Linked DNA regions of Homo sapiens: region 2 is linked to region 1. Evidence: chromatin loops called from intact Hi-C (ENCODE). Cell type or tissue: dorsolateral prefrontal cortex. All regions are shown on one strand. Each heading gives the region's core, and the rest is flanking DNA. Links, peaks and the distances in the headings are about the cores only.

Region 1 (9,800 bases), core at 745-8,744:
GGGTGGTGGTGCAGGTTAGTGGTGTAGTGGTGAAGACCAATGTTGACCTGCAGAAGAGGGTGGAGGAGTCTGCATTCCCAAGAGTTATACACAACTTAGCGTTTCTGTCCTAAGAGGTGACTTTTGGTTTAAGTAGCGGAATGAGCAGACAGCAGGAGGGCAGTGCTCCAGTCCCCTGATCTGCGAAGCTAACTGAAGGTGGCCGGCCAGTGCCTGCCCTCCCCCACCCTGCAGCTGGCTCCATCTCATTGATGCTTACAGCCCTCGTTAGTGTTTGTTAACACATCCAGTTGTGTTTTGTGACACTGGAGAGAGGCAAAGTTTCTCTTGTGACTCACTTGCAGGTGGGCTTTGGTGACTCTTAGCTGGCCCATCCGCTTTACAAGCCAGCGCTCCACAGCACCCCACCTCTATGAAGACCGGCCCAGTTGGGACTCAGGGCCCTAGGGTGCTTCTCATATCAAATCCAATAATTTATTAGCTTGATTGAGGCCTGGAGAGGCCGTTATCACCAAAAGATTTTGAGCATGACTTGAGTGGACCCAGGTTCAAAGCTTAGCTCCACTGCTTGTCAGCTCTCTGAACTTGGGTCATTGCTGCACTTTCGGGGGACTTGGTTTTATCATCTGTAGAATGGGGGTGGTAATAGACTTCCCTGTAGGTTTTTAAAATGAGAGTTAAATGAGATAATGTATGTGTATGGCACATAGTGTTAAAAATGGCAGTAGTAGCTAATTAGAGCTAACAACAATAACAGCTTTAAGATAAGGAAACCAAAACAGAAACTCACTCCTGTGCTCTGGTTAAAGATGTCAGGTATTCAGGGCTTGGATTAATTTGGATGCCTGGAGGTGAGAAAAAGGTGTGGGATTTTAACATACTTGTGAAGTTCCAGGCTTCTTATTTACTCTGGGACTTTCAAGACTTGAGTAAAGGCAAGACACCATAAGCAGATCACATGGGAGCCTTGACCACAGAAGGGGGAAGATGGGATATGAATGGATAAATGAGGAATTCAGGATTTGCCTAACCATTTACTCCTGCCTCAGGGTGATAGCCTGGATCAAGGGGTCATATGAGCTCACAGGCAGGCACTTGGGAGCTGGTCTTAAAAAACTGGGAAACTAGACGAGTCTTAGAGATTTCCCATTTCAACCAACTCCTATACGGGAGCAAACTGAGGCCCCCATGTGGGAAGAGATACGGCAGCCCAGTTTGCTGAAAAAGAGTCCCTGCTTAGACTCTGCTTGGATTTATGTTCAAGTCCTGGCTCTGTTCCTGACCACCGAGCGACCTCAGTTAAGGCCCTTCCCCTTCCCTTAAAAAGACCTTAGGTCCTTTTTAAGATGAGGTGAGTAAACTAGAGAATGAATTGGGTCCCTTCTGGCTCTAAAACCCTCTTAAGTGTCATTCATTCATTCATTTCATAAATAATTGAGTGCTCTTTGAACATCACTTGGGTGCTAGGAATAGAAGGTTGAATAAAGGACAGTCTCATCACATGTCACTGGGCGCAAGAGCATGTGCAGACGAGTATAATCCCACGGCCAAGTAAGAAAACGATGGTGTGTACTAAATGCTAGGGGAACCCAGAAGCAAAAGTGACTAATTCTTTGGGAGAGTTATGAAAGACTTTATAGCATGGATAACATTTGGACTGAGCTTTGAAGAGTGAGTAAGAGTTTGCCTGGGAAAGCAGGGCTTGCTCTAGGCCCCAGTGCAAGTTAATAGCTTAGAGCTTAGGGATTCCGAAGTCTGGAGCCAGACTGCTTGGGTTATAAATCCCACTCCAACTACTAGCCGTGTGAGTCACCGGGCAACTAATTTAATTTACCAAGCCTCAGTTCCCTTATTTGGAAAATGGGAACAATAATATGTACCTCTGAATTTGTGGTGAGGATTAAGTAAGATAATTCACATAAGAGGATTAGTGTAATGCCAAGCTCACAGTGAGTGCTCGGTATTAGCTATTATTATTGTCATTATTACCCTGGGTTCAACTTTTATCTCTCCAACTTCCTAGCTGTGTGATCTTGGGTGAGTGGCTTAGCCATTCTGAGCTTCAATCTCCTCATCTGTAAAACGACAATATGATCTACTTCCAGTGATTTTGAGGATTCGATGAGATAATGCATTTGAGGTGCTTAGCATAGTAGATAGTACCTGGTGGTTACTGTTATTATTTTTGCTGGTAGTGCTGGGACCACAGCCCACCTCACAGTGGTACTGGGGACTGGATGGCCAGAGCAATGGTCTGTAGCTTACCTGTGCCTTCTGTGCCTTCCCCTCCTCCCCACCAGGTACCAGATCCACACAGGACTCCAGCATTCCATCATCCGCCCACAGCAGCCCAACTGCCTGCCCCTGGACCAGGTGACACTGCCACAGAAGCTGCAGGAGGCAGGTTATTCCACCCATATGGTGGGCAAGTGGCACCTGGGCTTCTACCGGAAGGAGTGTCTGCCCACCCGTCGGGGCTTCGACACCTTCCTGGGCTCGCTCACGGGCAATGTGGACTATTACACCTATGACAACTGTGATGGCCCAGGCGTGTGCGGCTTCGACCTGCACGAGGGTGAGAATGTGGCCTGGGGGCTCAGCGGCCAGTACTCCACTATGCTTTATGCCCAGCGCGCCAGCCATATCCTGGCCAGCCACAGCCCTCAGCGTCCCCTCTTCCTCTATGTGGCCTTCCAGGCAGTACACACACCCCTGCAGTCCCCTCGTGAGTACCTGTACCGCTACCGCACCATGGGCAATGTGGCCCGGCGGAAGTACGCGGCCATGGTGACCTGCATGGATGAGGCTGTGCGCAACATCACCTGGGCCCTCAAGCGCTACGGTTTCTACAACAACAGTGTCATCATCTTCTCCAGTGACAATGGTGGCCAGACTTTCTCGGGGGGCAGCAACTGGCCGCTCCGAGGACGCAAGGGCACTTATTGGGAAGGTGGCGTGCGGGGCCTAGGCTTTGTCCACAGTCCCCTGCTCAAGCGAAAGCAACGGACAAGCCGGGCACTGATGCACATCACTGACTGGTACCCGACCCTGGTGGGTCTGGCAGGTGGTACCACCTCAGCAGCCGATGGGCTAGATGGCTACGACGTGTGGCCGGCCATCAGCGAGGGCCGGGCCTCACCACGCACGGAGATCCTGCACAACATTGACCCACTCTACAACCATGCCCAGCATGGCTCCCTGGAGGGCGGCTTTGGCATCTGGAACACCGCCGTGCAGGCTGCCATCCGCGTGGGTGAGTGGAAGCTGCTGACAGGAGACCCCGGCTATGGCGATTGGATCCCACCGCAGACACTGGCCACCTTCCCGGGTAGCTGGTGGAACCTGGAACGAATGGCCAGTGTCCGCCAGGCCGTGTGGCTCTTCAACATCAGTGCTGACCCTTATGAACGGGAGGACCTGGCTGGCCAGCGGCCTGATGTGGTCCGCACCCTGCTGGCTCGCCTGGCCGAATATAACCGCACAGCCATCCCGGTACGCTACCCAGCTGAGAACCCCCGGGCTCATCCTGACTTTAATGGGGGTGCTTGGGGGCCCTGGGCCAGTGATGAGGAAGAGGAGGAAGAGGAAGGGAGGGCTCGAAGCTTCTCCCGGGGTCGTCGCAAGAAAAAATGCAAGATTTGCAAGCTTCGATCCTTTTTCCGTAAACTCAACACCAGGCTAATGTCCCAACGGATCTGATGGTGGGGAGGGAGAAAACTGTCCTTTAGAGGATCTTCCCCACTCCGGCTTGGCCCTGCTGTTTCTCAGGGAGAAGCCTGTCACATCTCCATCTACAGGGAGTTGGAGGGTGTAGAGTCCCTTGGTTGAACAGGGTAGGGAGCCTGGATAGGAGTGGGTGGGAATAAACCAGACTGGGATGCCTGTGTCTCAGTCCTGCCTCCTCACGGACTTGCTCTGTGACCTCAGGTGACCCACATGAGCTTTTAGCCTCAGTTTCCTCATCTGTAAAATGAGCTCTAATGACTTTGTGACTCTTTGGTGTGGCCCTGGAGCCTGGGGCCACGGTGGAGTTCCTGGCCGGCCTTGCCACTTGACAACTCCTTTAAGGCTTCCCCCTTAACACGGGATCCCTGTGGTGGTGTTTGGGAGTTGCCTGGAGGCAACTCCAAGCCTGGCCCCCAGCTGAAGCATGGCAATCTGGCTGCTCTCTACAGGGACCCCCAAGCGCTGTGGGTGGAGGGCAGGGGTCGGGGGGGTTGACCTTCTTGGGTCTTCACATGGCCTAGGCCAGTCCTCCGGTCAGACTGGTGTCAGGCACCGTGGTGCAAAATTCCTCTTCTGGCCCCTCCAGTACCCAGAGAAACTGGCTGGGCCATTAACTGCTGCAGCACCAAGGGTGGTAGAAAGAGCTGTGAAGAGCCCCCAAACCAGTACCAGGACACCTGGGTTCTCCTGTGACCTGGGGCACAGTTCTTGCCCTCTAGGCCTTGATTTCCCCACCTGCAAGTGGGGATGCCAGCCCTGGCTCTGCCTCCTTCATGAGGCTCTGGAAGACTGGCCAAGGTTGTGGAGGAGCTTGTGAACTTGATTAAAGTGTCGTAACATGGAAGTGAGGGATGCAGTGCTGTCTGACTATGAGCATGTGTGGGTGTGTGCATGTGTGTCCTGGGGGCAGGTATGAGCTCACGGTCGGCCGAGTGAACAGGAGAGGAGGTGGACAGCCTGGCTAGGCGGTGGGGGAATGGGAGTCCTGCCACAGACCCACTATGTGACCTCAGGCACATCCCTGACCCTCTCTGGGCCTCAACATCCCACTATGTTCAGTGATGATCTAAGAGCACTTCCCATTTGGCCATTCTGGGCTAGTGTGCATGTGTGTGTGTTGGGGTGGGGGGCAGGCTGAGTGGTAGCGAGGAGGCCACGGGTGTTGCAGAGCCCGCCTGCCGCCTAGCGCGCCTCCATCCGCACACTGCGTTCTGCATATCTCCCTTCAGGTTCCAGTCGGCGCAGTGTGTGTAGGCGAAAGCCCTGCTGTGAATTTTTAAAATAGTTATTTTTGTCACTGGCAAAGGAGGCCTGTTAGGACTCATCAGCTTGTGGATGAGCAGGATGGGTGGGGTGGGGTGGGTGCGGTATGTGTGGGGGTTCAGGTATTGGTTACAGAGTTCCATCCCCACTGCAGATGTGGCTGAGTCCAGGAGTGAGGGTCTGGCCTGAGGCTGTTGGGTGGAGGTGACCATTCATGCTCTAAGCCCCTTCCTCCTGGCCCTATTCTTTTTACCCCTTATCACCTCCCCCAACTAGCATCTTTCCCTGCCTCTATGATGTTGATTCCCAGCTGTGTCGTGGGGCAGGAGCCAGGATAGGCAGAGGCCTCTGGATTCCAGTGACCTCCAGCATTTCAGTCTGCTCAGGAGGGAGGCTCTGAAGAAGTAAGTCACCTGTTAGGGCGGTGGCCCAGGCCTGACACACCCTGGGAGATGAGCTGTCCGTAGTTCGCCCACTCCTCAGGGTACTCTAGCTCTGCTGGGTGCTTGTCCCAGCTGTGTGGGTGGGGCCTTTCCAGGGTGGCATGGAGCCAAGGCTTCCCTGCCACTCCGGGCTTGCACGAGTTGTATGGAGGCCTCTCCTGTGCCTGCTGAGTCAGCCCTGCCCGAGGCTTACCCTCCAGCTCCAGCCCCCACTTCTCTCCCAGGGCCCCTGCCCTTTGGCACCGCAAGTGCAGGACCGTGAATGGCCCTTTCTGCTGTCCCCTAATCACCGAGGCTTACTGCCTGTGACCAACCTAAACCAAGAAAGACTAGCTGGGGATGGGGCTGGCACCTGTTCCTGGTGCCCTGAGAAGGAGACTTGACCCCAGGTCTTGGTCCAGTCTCAAATCCAGCCCAGAGCTTGCCTAGCTGAGTCCTACCCAACCCAGCGCTCAGCAAACAGCCCGGTGGCCCCACGCAAGCTTGAGCCTGCAACCTGGTCTAGAGGAGCTGGCGGCTGGCCTAGGCCTGAGATTGGTGGAGGGTCTTGGGTGCCCCAGAGCACTCAAGCACTACGATAACAGGCTCAGCCTGTGGTGACTTCTGCTCTTCCCAGCAATCAGCATGGCTCCTGCCAGCCCCCTCCCATCTCCTGTGGCCCAAGTTTCCTCCAGCCGGGGCACCTGGGTCTGGACTCTGTGCCAGGCCGCCAACTGGCACTGCCAGGCAGGTGCTCGTACCATTTGAGCACCTGTGCTTGTGGGGAGGGAAGGGAGGGCAGATCAGAGGCAGCTCCGGTCCCTCGGGCCACAGATCTGGGGAAGTGGAGCCCAGAGATGCCTGGTGAGACCCCCTGTTTCTTCCTTGGCTGCACCAGATGGCAGCTGATCTGCCAGCTGTAGGGGCCAGAGCCAGGGGGCAGCCTGTCCAAGCTGGGCCCTGCCAGTAGAGTCCTGGGCTCTGGTAACCCATTCCCCAAGGGCCAAGTGATAGCCCCACACCTGGATGGAGGGCCAGTGCTCTGGGCTCCATCTTTCTCAGGAGGAAGTGGAGGTTCTACTGGGGAGACCTCCTGCAAGCTCTTCCAGGACTCGAACTCAGGTCCTCTAACTGCAAGGAGTGCTATGCAGCCATCGGCCCAGTAGCCATTGTCCTCTGTCCCATGGCTCTCTGCTTCACTCTCCCCTGCAAGAGTGCCTCCTGTGTGGGAGACCTCAGGGACAGTTCTGCTCCCTGATCCCTGACTTCCCCCACTTCTTCATGTAGGCCTAGCCTTACTTACTGCAATGAATGAACCCAATCTCCCTCCACCCAGACCCTCAGCAGGACCATTTCTCTCTTGGCCCACTTTCCACCAATTCTGCCCCCCATGCTCACTGCCCTTAGTGGGACAGGCCCTGTGGGGACCCTTTGGATGGCACACTTTCTGTGGTGCCTGCCCAGGCCCTGCAGGACCCTGGGGCACTTGGGCATATGTGTGTGGGCTGTGGAAGGTGGGATTTGAGTCAGCTGTCACAATGCCACTGGGGCTACAATCACCCATGCAGGAACCCAGCCCTGGTCACTTTTCATCCCTTCTGTCTCTGTGGAGCACTGCCTGTGTTCACGTGCCAATCCCTATTCTGGCATGTCAGGACTGGGTTCAGCAACCTCCAGGGCTCCCACCCCTGGCGACCAGCCCATAGCATGGAGGCCTGCTCTCGAATACCACACGCGTGTTGCAGATGGGGGCACACGTGCTGCCTCTCGTGTCTGCTTTGGCCCTGGGGAGTGGGGAGTTTGGCAGGAACAGTCCCCCTCCTGCAATCATCGGCTCATTCTCTCAGCGCCACAGAGGCACGGCTGGCTCCTCAGTGCCCGCCACCACCGGGCACAGCTGCTAGCCTCGCGGGCTCAGGGGAGGTGGTGAATTAGCAGTCATGCCTTCTCAGCAGAGTGGCTATTACCCTCAGGAAGGTGGGGGGTGCCTGTCCGAGGCAGTGCCCACACCGCTGAGCTAGGCTCTGGAAGGCTCAGAGGGGTGTGTGTGTGTGCTCATGTGTAAGACTTTCAGAGGGGACTTCTTCCTCTTCTCCCTCCTCTTCTTCTCTCTTCTGCCTCTCCAGCCATCTCTCTGCTATCTGGATCCTGCAGCCCTCAACTTGCCCATCCCCCAGGACCGCATGCACAGTGCAGGCCAGCAGGGGAGGGAGAGAAGAGTGACAGAAAGAGAGGGAGCTGGAAACCAGAAAGGAAGTAAAAAAGATGAGAAAGACGGAGAACTGAGAAGGAAGGATGCAAAAGAGGGAACAGGAAAAATGAGGGAGAGGGGAAGGCAAGAGGAGAGAAGAAAGGAGAGTGGAAAGGAGAGATGGAAGTAGGGAAGAAAGAGATGACAGGAGCGGGGCTGTGCTGGCCCTGCTCCCAGCAGCCACAGAGGCTGCCCCCGTGGTCCACATCACATACAGGGAGAGAGGTGGCCATCTTCCTGCCTCCATTCCTTCACACCTTCCTCTGAGGGACCTGATGCCAGGGTCTTCCCCATGTGCTCTGCTCACTTCTGAGCATGCTCCATTTCATCAGTGGGAATCGGGAGAGGAAACAGGGGTCAGGCCAGCACCCAGCCACGCAGGACTGTCCCAGTTCAGAACATTAGATTTCCATTAATACAGCCTCATAATCTCACAGCATAGTTGCTTTTTTGTTTTACTGTGAATTTTTAAAACAGCATCATCATTCCTTTGGCACCCGATGAGCTGGAGAGCCTTGTGGTTCCTCTCCTTCTAGCTCTAGTTCTTTGTTCTACAGAAATTGCTGCAAACTAGGCTTAGACAAGGTGATTTCCAAACCATGAGCTAAACTCCAGTGCAGACTAAGGGAACAGTGCCCTGAAGTGCTGGGACTCAAGATGATGGTGTGTGCTTCCGTGATTCAGGGAGTGGTGTGTGAGGGGAGAGGACTTTTGAGTTTCTTGATTATAATTTCCCATTTATTGAGCATTTATAGTGTCAGCCACTGTGCTTGTCTCATTTAATCTACAGAACAGCCTGGAGGTAGGGAATATTATTGACCCAATTATGCAGATGAAGACACAGAGGCACGGAGAAGTTAGGATATTCATCCAAAATCACATAGCCCGTAAGTCGTGGAGTCACCCTAACTACTAAGCAACACTGCCTCTCCTGTCCCTGTGCAATGGCAGGTGGCCTTGGTGGTCACTAAGGGCTCTTCCAGCACTTTCTTGTGTGGAAGCCATCCCCTCCTGGGGGACAGGCTAGAGGGTCTGGGACAGGAGGGTGGCAGTGCAGCCCTCCCCCACCTCCCCACATAGGCCTGTAGCTTGGCCACCGTGTTCTGTGCCCTGCCTGCTGCCCACTGGCTGTGCGGCCCCCAGGCATAGGCCTCTCCACTCTGCCTCTGAATTGCAACGTTGGCGGCAGAAGCGGGAAGCATATTGTGCGCAGAAACAAAACTGAGTGGTTTTCCCTTTTCCCAAAGGTGGTAATGGTGCAATTAGTGGCTAAGCCATTACCCCCCTCCTCCCTTGCTCACTTCCCCTCTTCCCCTCTGCCACCCTCCCTCTCCCACCCTCCCTCTCCTCTCCTGGGAACAGCGGCTGAATGGGTGAGCTCACCCTTTATTCTCCCCCACAGCCCACTCCCAGGAAGAAGGGCAGAATGGGAGGGTTATCCAGATGTCTCCAGGGGGCCCCTGCAAGTAGGGTAGTGAGTCAGGGACTTCATGGGGTTGGAGAATACCAACAAGCAGATAACATGTCCTGCAAGTGAGAGGACTAGCAAGGCAATGTGGAGGTTCAGAGCGGGTGGGCTAGAATCCCTGAGGGTCTGGATGCCTGGATCCTTTTATCCAACCCATGCTCGCTGGGGGCAGGTGCTGGCATGAAGCCTCTGCCCATCAAGCTGCGAAATGGGCCAAGGCACCCTTTTTCCTCAGTGGAGAGGGGAAGGGGTATGCAGGGTCTGAGATGCCAAGCCCAAGCTAGAGTGATGGGGTGGTCACGGGCCAGCTTTAAACCTTCATTTTCCTCCTCTAGAGCCTAGAAAGAGGCCTCCTATTTACATAGTTCCCAAAGGCCTTCACAGCCCTTAGCCCACTCCATCTCCACAGCCTTCCCCTGCAGGGCATCTTCATTCCCCTGTTGTGTAGAAAAGGAGCTGGAGGCTCAGAGAGGGTGAGTGACTTGCCCGTGATCACTCAGCTAATAAATGTCCAAAGGCCGGGCATGGTGCCTCACACCTGTAATCCTAGCACTTTGGGAGGCTGAGGCAGGTGGATTGCCTGAGCTCAGGAGTTTGAGACCAGCCTGGGTAACATGGTGAAACCTTGTCTGTACTAAAACACAAAAAATTAGCCAGACGTGGTGGTGTG
Region 2 (9,800 bases), core at 1,031-9,030, 140 kb before region 1:
TCTAGGGAGTCCTGGGGGCCCTTCCCATCCAGCTCCAGGCAATGACGCTTTCTCTTCCTCCCCACAGAGGATGTCACCCCCATCCCCTCTGACAGCACTCGCAGGAAGGGGGGTCGCCGTGGTCGCCGTCTGTGAACAAGATTCCTCAAAATATTTTCTGTTAATAAATTGCCTTCATGTAAACTGTTTCAACTCCAGCCTTCTCTCCTTCATCAGGGGCTACTCAGGCATTTGATTTCTTCCTCCTATTTGGCTTCTTGGGAGAAAGGAGCCTGAGGAGAGCTGAGATCCTGGTGCTGCATTTGGGGTCTTTTCCATGCTACTTGCGGCATTAAGTTGCCTTGGTCATCTAAAGCAGACCAAGGCGTTGGAGACCTCGTTTTGAGTGGAGATGCTGGTTCTAAATATGGACCAATTCTTAAAGAGCCAGAGTGGGAACTGTTGATCCAAGTGTAGCCTGAAGCGAAAGAGGAGCCTTCCAGACCCATGCCATATATAAACACACGTGGGTGTGCATTCTCCCCCCACACCTTCTGTGCAAAGCTGGGAGCTCACTCCACTGCGTCTTGCTTTTTTTCACTTGGCAGATCTTGGAGATTGTTCCACATCAGTACATAAAGTACATAAAGATTGTCACCCCACAAATACACACCAAGTCCTATTTTCATCAGCGATAAAAAAGAAAAGTTCTTGCTTTCCGGAAGCTTGCATGCGGCTCTGAGTACCCAGTGACACCAGATGGTACTCAGCGTTTTGCAAGGGATTACCACAAGGCCCCGTGATGGTGCCTGCCATGGTTAGGACAGGCTGGTGGCTGGGTAGGGTTAGTGAGACCCAGTGGAGAGGATGCTGTGTGTCACAGGCTGGAGAGGTGAGACCATTGAGGTAGTCAGTTGTAGAGGAAAGAAACCAGCAAGAGGGGAAAATCTGTTGGGATGCTGCTTTTAGCCTTTGATGGCGTGTTCCAGGCAGAGGGAATAAGCAAATAAATGGGTCCTGAGACAAGGGGTTACTGTGATGAGGCGGCGTTGGTTACATGCCAAACCTTGCTAGGGATTTTAATAACAACATTGAATCTTAACCTGATGAAATAACAGTACTCCTGGGGAGGCGGGAGGGATAGCATTAGGAGATATACCTAATGCTAAATGACGAGTTAATGGGTGCAGCACACCAACATGGCACATGTATACATATGTAACAAACCTGCACGTTGTGCACATGTACCCTAAAACTTAAAGTATAATAAAAAAAAAAAGCTTGCAAAAAAAATATAACAGTACTCCTTAAATTGTTAAAAGTCATGAAAGTCAAGGACAGGAGATTAAGGAGGCGTGAAAACTAAATGCCCATTGTGGTATCCTGGATTGGATTCTGGAACCAGAATAGGGTATTAGTATAAAAACTAGTGAAATAGGATAAAGGCAGGGCACAGTGGTTCACGCCTATAATCCCAACACTTTGGGAAGCCGAGACAGGAGGACGGATTGAGCCCAGGAGTTTGAGACCAGCCTGGGCAACACAGGGAGACCCCGTCTCTACAAAAAATAAAAAATTAGCTGGGCATGGTGGCACACGTCTGTACTGCCAGCTACTTGGGAGGCTGAGGTGGGAGAATTGCCTGAGCCTGGGAAGTGGAGGCCGCAGTGAGCTGTGATTGCATCACTACATTCAGCCTGGGTCACAGAGCAAGATCCTATCTCAAAAACTAAATAAGTAAATAATAAATTAAAAAATATGAATAAAGTCTGGAGTTAAAGTCTGGAATAAAGCTAGTAGTAATGTACCAGTGGTTTCCTACTTTTGGCAAATGTATCATGGCGATGTAAGATGGTAACAGGTGAAACCGGGTGAGTGGCACACAGAAACTGTATCTTTGCAACTTTTTGGTAAACTTAAAATTATTCCAAAGTCAAATTATTAGGGAAAAAAAATGAGGGGTGCTTTTATACTGTCAGTCTGGCAGTCTAAGGCAGGATGTGGTGCACAGACCCTCAGGAGGCAGACACACCTGGAGGAAAATCCTATTCCACAGCTTCAGACCGTTCAACCTTAGGCAAAGTACTTAACCTCTCAGCCGTTTAGTGGAAACTCCTGTGATGATGGCTGCCTCAAATGGAATCACACAAGATCAAAGTGTTTAGCGCAGTGCCTGGCACTGAAGAAGCTGCTGCTATTCTTACACTGGTGCAGGTCTTGTGCCAAGCAGCATAAAGGACAGCTGGCTGGAATCGTGGTAGAAAAATGCTGCCAGTCGCCGGAGCATTCTTTTTATTTCCTGTGGTGAGACTGTAACTTGTCCTGCTCTTTCCTGGTAACCAGGGATGCAATCAGCCGGGTCTTTGAAAGCAGTTCCTTTCGGGGGTTTTGCCTGAAAGGAGAGCCAAGTTGTGGTGTGGCTCAGGTGGGAACGTAGCAGCCTATTGACCGCAGAGGCGGCTGGGCTGCTGCCCACCTGAGACTGCAGCCTGCAGCAGAGGCGCCTGAAGCTGCGACTGCAGCCCCAACCAGACCTCTAGAGACAGTCGCTGCCCCTCTCCCCTGCTCCCCTTCTGGCCGCCTTCCCATGCCAAGGTTTCCTTCCTAGCGTTTCCCAGTCTTCCCTCTGGCCTCTGCCTATCTCTAGACCACATTGCAACATGCCATCTAAAACTAACTGGATTCTGTCACTCCCTGCTGTTTTCTTTGAGACGGAGTTTCGCTCTGTCACCCAGGGTGGAGTGCAATGGCATGATCTCAGGCTCACTGCAATCTCTGCCTCCTGGGTTGGAGAGATTCTCCTGCCTCAGCCTCCCAAGTGGCTGGGATTACAGGTGCCCGCCACCATGCCTGGCTCATTTTTGTAGAGTTTCACCATATTGGCCAGGCAGGTCTCAAACTCCTAACCTCAGGTGATCCGCCTGCCTCGGCTTCCCAAAGTGCTGGGGTTACAGGCATGAGCCGCCACGCCTGGCCCTCCCCTGCTGTTTTATCACTGCCCTCCCTGTTGTCTTTAGAATAGGATCCAATCTCCTCAGTGAATCTCCTGTGTTTTAGCTGGCCCCACCCCATCCTCCGCCCTCCTCTCACTCTGCCCAAGCCAAGCCTGTTTCCCTCAGTTCTCCCCTCCTCCATGCCTTCTCATGCTTTCAGCCTCTCCTCTGTGTCTTCCTTCCCAGCTTGGCTCATGGAGCATCTACTCTCCCCAACTTGGCCTCACTATCATCTGCTTACCTGTTAGAATCTGTTTTGTTTTTTTTTGTTGTTGTTTTTGAGACTGGGTCTCACTCTGTTGCCCAGGCTGGAGTGCAGTGGCACAATCACGGCTCACTGCAGCCTTGACCTCCTGGGTTCAAGTGATCCTCCTCCGCCTCAGCCTCCTGAGTAGCTGGGACTACAAGTGTGCATCACCACACCCACCTATTTTTAAATTTTTTGTAGAGACTGGGTCTCCCTGTGCCGCCCAGGCTGGTCTCGAACTCCTGGACTCAAGTGACCCTCCTGCCTTGGCCTCCCAAAGTGCTGGGATTTACAGGCATGAGCCACCGTGCCTGGCCTGGAATCAATTTTTCATCACTGTCTCAAAAGTATCTTCCTGGAGGCTAGGCGCAGTGGCTGACACCTGTAATTCCAGCACTTTGGGAGGCCGAGGCGGGTGGATCACCTGACGTCAGAAGTTTGAGATCAAAAGGTATCTTCCTGGATGCCTTCAAGGTACCTCTCCACTGAATTCTCATAACACCTCTATTCCCCCATGGTACCACTGGTCACCCTCTATCACAACAGCCTACTCACCCCCGCACCGCCAAAGTCTATGAGCCCTGAGAGGGAAGGGAGTATGTCTTGTTCAATGTCTGCCACATCAGCACCCAGCCTGCTGAGGCAGAAGAATCGCTTGAACCCGGGAGGCGGAGGTTGCAGTGAGCCGAGATCATGCCATTGCACTCCAGCCTGGGCAAACGAGCAAAACTCCATCTAAAAAAAAAAAAAGAAGAAGAAAGGAAAAAAGAAAAAACCGAATGGAAAGCTGCAGGCGAAGAATGGTGGAGAATCCTGGAGAGCGGCTGGGAGGTTATACCTAGGTTCTATCACTCCCCATCCCCAACCCCAAACAAAGTGAGGGAGCTGAACTTGACATTCACATTAAGCCCTAAATACTCTGATTTCTGGGCTAGCACGAGCCCAGGTAGGAGTGTCCTTGAGCTCTTCGCAGAAGTTAAAGCACATCCTCTCTGAGTAAAGCCCTTGACAACGGAATCCCTCCAGTTTCCCACACATTAGGTAAAACCAAATATGGGCCCACTCCCTGCCCTCTCAGAGCTCATAGAAAAAAATCAACACACACGCAAATAAACCACCAGAATGAGAGGCAGCAGAAACAACAAACAGATTTAGATACCCAAAAGACTTCTGATGATATTAGAATTAGAATATAACTACATATGAAATGTTGAAAGAAATATGCAATGGAACAAAAAGAGTGGACAAAACCTATTAAAAAAATCATGTATATTCAAAATGGAACCAGAGAAAACCCTCAGAAAGAAAAACACGTATGATCAATGAAATGAAATGCTCAGTGGATAGGTTAAATGGCAGATTAGAGCCAGCTGCAAGAAGAGTTACTGGCCAGGTGAAGTGGCTCACGCCTGTAATCTCAGCACTTTGGGAGGCCGAGGGGGGCGGATCACGAGGTCAGGAGTTTGAGACCAGCCTAACCAACATGGTGAAACCCCATCTCTGCTAAAAATACAAAAATTAGCTGGGCCTGGTGGCGCGTGCCTATAGTCCCAGCTACTCAGGAGGCTGAGGTAGGAGAATCGCTCAAACCCGGGAGGTGGAGGTTGCAGTGAGCCAAGATCGTGCTATTGCACTCCAGCCTGGGTGACAGAGCAAGACTCTGTCTCAAAAAAAAAAAAAAAAAGTTACTGAACTGCAAAATAAATCTGAAGAAATTACAAAACAGAGAAGATTCCAAGAGGATTTGGAACTGAAGACAATTCTGCCTGAGGGAGCACCGGCCTTGCCAGCCCCTCTGGTGCCCAGTGAGCCTCCATTCACCTGGGGGACCTTGCAGTGACCCCTGTTGTCCAGAGAGGGCACTAGCAAGGCCATCCTCAATCTCTTGGTGCAGGATCAGGAAAACCTTTCCCAAGATGTGGCTGCAAAGGAGGGTTATTTACTTTAAATGGGCCAAAAAGGAAAACGTATAAGGGATTTCAAATAGGTAAAGTTCTGTCTCAGGGAAGAGGCAGCAGTGTCGTTATGTGTGGTCCTACGATGGTAGAAGTTGGCTAGGGAAGGAGTTGTAGAGAGGTAGACTTGACATCAAATAAACAGGGGTCTCCTTCCTTCCTTCCTTCCTTCCTTCCTTCCTTCCTTCCTTTCTTCCTTCCTTCTTTTCTTTTTCTTTCTTCCCTTCTTTATTTATGTTTATTTTTTTTGAAGACAAGACCTCTGCCCAGACTGGAGTGCAGTAGTGTGATTGTAGCTCACTGCAGCCTCCACCTCCCAGGGTCAAGCAGTCCTCCCACCTCAGCCTGCTGAGTAGCTGGGACTACAGGTGTGCATCACCATTCCCAACTAATTTTTTCCCCACTTTTTGTAGAGATAGGGTCTCACAATGTTGCCCAGGCTGGTCTCGAACTCCTGGGGTCAAGCAATCATCCCACTTTGGCTTCCCAAAGTACTGGGATTACAGTTGTGAGCCACTATCCCTGGCCTAAAGAGGAGTTTTTTATTTTTATTTTTATTTTTTTGAGACAGAGTCTTGCTCTTGTTGCCCAGGTTGGAGTGCAATGGCACCATCTCTGCTCACTGCAACCTCCGCCTCCCAGGTTCAAGCAATTCTCCTGCCGCAGCCTCCTGAGTAGCTGGGATTAACAGGCACCTGACACCACACCCGACTAATTTTTGTATTTTTAGTAGAGATGAGGTTTCATTATATTGGCCAGGCTGGTCTCGAATTCCTGACCTCAGGTGATCTGCCTGCCTCGGCCTTCCAAAGTGCTGGGATTACAGGCGTGAGCCCTGCGCCTGGCCTAAAAAGGAGTTTTCTAAAAGAGCTGCTCAGAGATTTAAACTGCTTCATGAGATAGTGATCTCTCCATCACTGGAGGCATACACGTGTAAAAGACTTCCAAAGGCTAGTTATATCAGAAACACATAAAAGAGAAAGGTGCAAGCAGTGAAATTCAAATGCTCCCAAACCAAACATACCATCTCTCTTCTCCCTTACTGAAAACAACAATAAAACCCACTAGAATTAGCACCAAAGAAATACAACGTAAGCCACAAAAGTGAACCACATATGTAATTTCAAATTTTCTAGTAGCCATATTAATAAAGTACCAAAAAGTGACATTAATTTTAATAATATATTTCATTTAACCCAATATGTCCAAAATATTTTCACTTCAACATATAATCAAAATAAAAATTATTAATAAGATGTTTTACTGTTTTTTTGTGGTAAGTTTGAGATTCATTGTACATTTACACTTATAGCACACTTCCATTTGGACTTGCCACATTTCAAGGACTCAACCACCATGTGGCAGAGATAATTGTGTCCCAGTATGCTTTCTCTTCATCTTCTATTGGAAATAGGAATCTCAATTTTTAGCTGCGTGTATGGCTGATCAGAATGAAGATGACATTTTATGGAGGATGGTCTGAGCAATATTAAAATAGAAAAAAAAGAAGAAACATAGAATTAAGAGAAACAAGGAATAAACAGTACAGTTTCCAGCCCCCTCCCAGGCAGCTAAGTGTCACTCACACAACTAAGTTGTGGCCAGTGAGAAGTAAGCAGAGTCATGAATGCAGTCTACAGTCTACAGGGAGAGTCTTGAAGAGGAGATGGCATGACCTTCTTCTCTTTCCTCTAGATACTCACTTTTAGATCTCTGCTGGAAACTGTCGCCTTATCAGACAAACTTCCCTGACATCACAGATCCATTAGCATCCCTCACCTCTGCCCATCATTCTCAAGCTATTTATCCATGTATGCGGCCAAATGTGTAGATCTTAGCCCAACTTGGTATTAACATCTATATCACCAAGTCAGTGGTTCTCAAACAAGTATGCATCAGATTCAGATTGCTGGGCTCCCACCCCGAGTTTCTGATTCAGTAGATCTGGGATGGAGGCCTGAATATCTGCCTGCCTGCCTGCCTGCCTGCCTGCCTGCCTTCCCTTCCTCCCTGCCTTCTTCCTTCTTTTCTTTCTTTCCTTTCTTTCTCTTTTCTTTCTTTCTTTTTCTTTCTTTCTTTCCTTTTTCTTTTTCTTTCCTTCTTTCTTTCTCCTTCCTTCCTTCCCTCCCTGCCTGCCTCTTTCCTTCCCTCCCTCCTTCCTTCCTTTCTTTTCTTTCTTTTTCTTTCTTTCTTTCTTTCTTTCTTTCTTTCTTTCTTTCTTTCTTTCTTTCTTTTTTCTCTTTCTTTCTTTCTTTCTCTTCCTTCCTTCCTTCCTTCCTTCCTTCCTTCCTTCCTTCCTTCCTTCCATCTTTCTTTCTTTTTCTTTATTTAGAGGTGGGGTCTTGCTATGTTGCCCTCACTGGTCTTGAACTCCAGGGCTCAATTGATTACCCAACCCAGCCTCCAAAATGCCGGGATTATAGGCATGAGCCACCGCACCCGGTCTGAAGATTTGTATTTCTAAGTTCCCAAGTAGTGCTGATGTTGATGGTTCAGAGACCACATTTTGAGAACCACTGGGCTTGGTGACTACTGGACTTTTCCGTTCAGGTCACTGCTGTCCCAGCACCTGAGACAATGCGTACCTGGTATCATATAAATATTTATGACTCATATTACAAGTATTACCTCATTCAGTCGCTTTGAGGTAAGTACTGTTATTATCAAAATTTAACATGTGAGGAAACTGAGGGTCAGAGAGGTTAAGTGACTCGTCCAGGGGCACACAGCTGGAAAGGGGCAGGAGCAAGGATTCAAACTTACATACGCTTGTCTATAACCACAGACCGTGCCCTTAATCGCCACACTCTTTCACTTCTAGCAGGCTGGGGCTCAGTGCAATCAGGCTACCAAGGAAGTCGAGGAGGAGGAGGACCCGCCCTGTCTCAGCATCTCTTCAGAGGGCTGGGAAGTACACGGTAGCAGAGTCCTGCCCCTGAAGGGAGCCCCGTTGCCGTGGGAGCTTACATCAGTCATATATAGGTGGCCACCAGGTGGCAGCATTGTTCTGACAGGAAGCCGCGTGCTGCCTTGCTGTCTTAGTTCTGATCTGGGTTCTGCCACCCCTGGTTCAGTGGCCCTCAGCCTATCCATTTCTTATGTGCCTCCGTTTCCTCATCTTTACAAAAAGGAGATTGCATCTCTGTGATCTCTGAAGAGCCCTTGCACCTCAGATGCCATGTAAAAGAGAAAGGTGCAGCCAGTGGAATTCAAATGCTCCCAAACCAAACCAGATCTCCTCCCCCCCACTGAAAACAACAATAAAACCCACTAGAATTAGCACCAAAGAAATATGATGCAAGCCACAGAAGTGAGCCACAGGTGTAATTTCAAATTTTCCAGTAGCCACACTGATAAAGTATCACAAAATGACATTAATTTTAATAATATATTTCATGTAACCCAATATGTTCAAAATATTTTCATTCCAACATATAATCAATATAAAAATTATTAAGATGTTTTACTTTTTTTGTGTGAAGTTTGAGATCCATTGTACTTTTTTTTTTTGAGACGGAGTCTCTCTGTCACTCAGGCTGGAGTGCAGTGGCACAATCTTGTCTCACTGCAACCTCTACCTCCCGGGTTCAAGCAATTCTCCTGTCTCAGCCTCCCAAGTAGCTGGGATTACAGGCACCCACCACCACACCTGGCTAATTTTTGTATTTTTAGTAGAGACAGGGTTTCACCATGTTGGTCAGGCTGGTCTTGAACTCCTGAACTCAGGTGATCCACCCGCCTCAGCCTCTCAAAGTGCTGGGATTACAGGCCTGAGCCACTGAGCCCGGCTGGTCCCTTATATATTTCCACTTATAGCACACTTCCATTTGGACTAGCCACATTTCAAGGGCTCAACCACCATGTGTAGCTAGTGGCTGCCATGTTAGACAGCACAGCCTTAGATATTAATGCCAAACATTTATTGAGGTAGGTACTATGCCGAGTGTTTTACATGCATTCTCTTTTTTTTTTTTTTTTTTTCCGAGACAGAGTTTCGCTCTGTCACCCAGGCTGGAGTGCAATGGCACTATCTTGGTTCACTGCAACCTTCGCCTCCCGGGTTCAAGCGAGATTCTCCCCTTCAGCCTCCCGAGTAGCGAGGAGTACAGGCACCTGCTATCATGCTGGCTAGTTTTTTGCATTTTTAGTAGAGACGGGGTTTCACCATATTGGCCAGGCTGGTCTCGAACTCCTGACCTCATGATCCACCTGCCTCGGCCTCCCAAAGTGCTGGGATTACAGGTGTGAGCCACTGCGCCTGGCTGCATTCTCTTAATCAATCTTCACAACATGCTATGAAGCAGGCAAGATTATTATTATTATTAGTCCTGTTTTGCAGATGAGAAAACTGAGGCTTGCTTAGGGAGACTAAGTGCCTCAGCCAAGATCACACAGCAAGTAAGTGGAGGAGTCTGGATTTGAACTTAGCTCTGCCTGGCTCCGGAGTCCGGGCCCTTCATCATGACATCATCCTGCCCTGATGGCAGATGCTTAGGGTATGCTGTCAGAGAGGCCTACCGACAGGGATTCCAAATCCAAGTAATGCAAATTCCTGGGAGTAAACAATCAGGCCTGTCAGGGCAGGAGGGGAGGCCCTGAAGCTACATTCTCCCACCCGCCGCAGTT

What was found. Peaks named below come from ENCODE experiments on the same cell type or tissue, not always from the same donor. Only the 100,000 strongest peaks of a DNase experiment are listed, where the experiment ranks them.
Region 2: a loop joins it to region 1, with 9 times the contacts of the local background. A loop is called at or near these places in 7 of 110 quality-filtered maps.

The regions. Positions count from the first base shown.
Region 1 is chr5:150,291,113-150,300,912 of GRCh38, reverse strand. It overlaps ARSI (arylsulfatase family member I), which reads left to right. Exons shown (of 2, transcript NM_001012301.4): 2 at 2,301-4,570. The coding sequence ends at 3,699. Among named protein-coding and RNA genes, the nearest start is that of CAMK2A, 6.2 kb to the right of the region's middle. RefSeq lists enhancers at 6,796-7,376, 7,377-7,958. In dorsolateral prefrontal cortex, for the core only: no CTCF peak of the experiment used is centred there; DNase peaks (open chromatin) are centred at 4,912, 5,522 and 7,549; H3K4me3 peaks cover 305 bases; H3K27ac peaks cover 4,700 bases.
Region 2 is chr5:150,434,621-150,444,420 of GRCh38, reverse strand. RPS14 (ribosomal protein S14) reads left to right here. Exons shown (of 5, transcript NM_005617.4): 5 at 68-1,786. The coding sequence ends at 135. Among named protein-coding and RNA genes, the nearest start is that of RPS14, 10 kb to the left of the region's middle. RefSeq lists silencers at 1,749-1,949, 6,829-7,029 and an enhancer at 2,891-3,430. In dorsolateral prefrontal cortex, for the core only: CTCF peaks have their summits at 5,081 (motif pointing left), 7,952 and 8,179 (motif pointing right); DNase peaks (open chromatin) are centred at 2,210, 3,037 and 8,170; H3K4me3 peaks cover 406 bases; H3K27ac peaks cover 3,544 bases.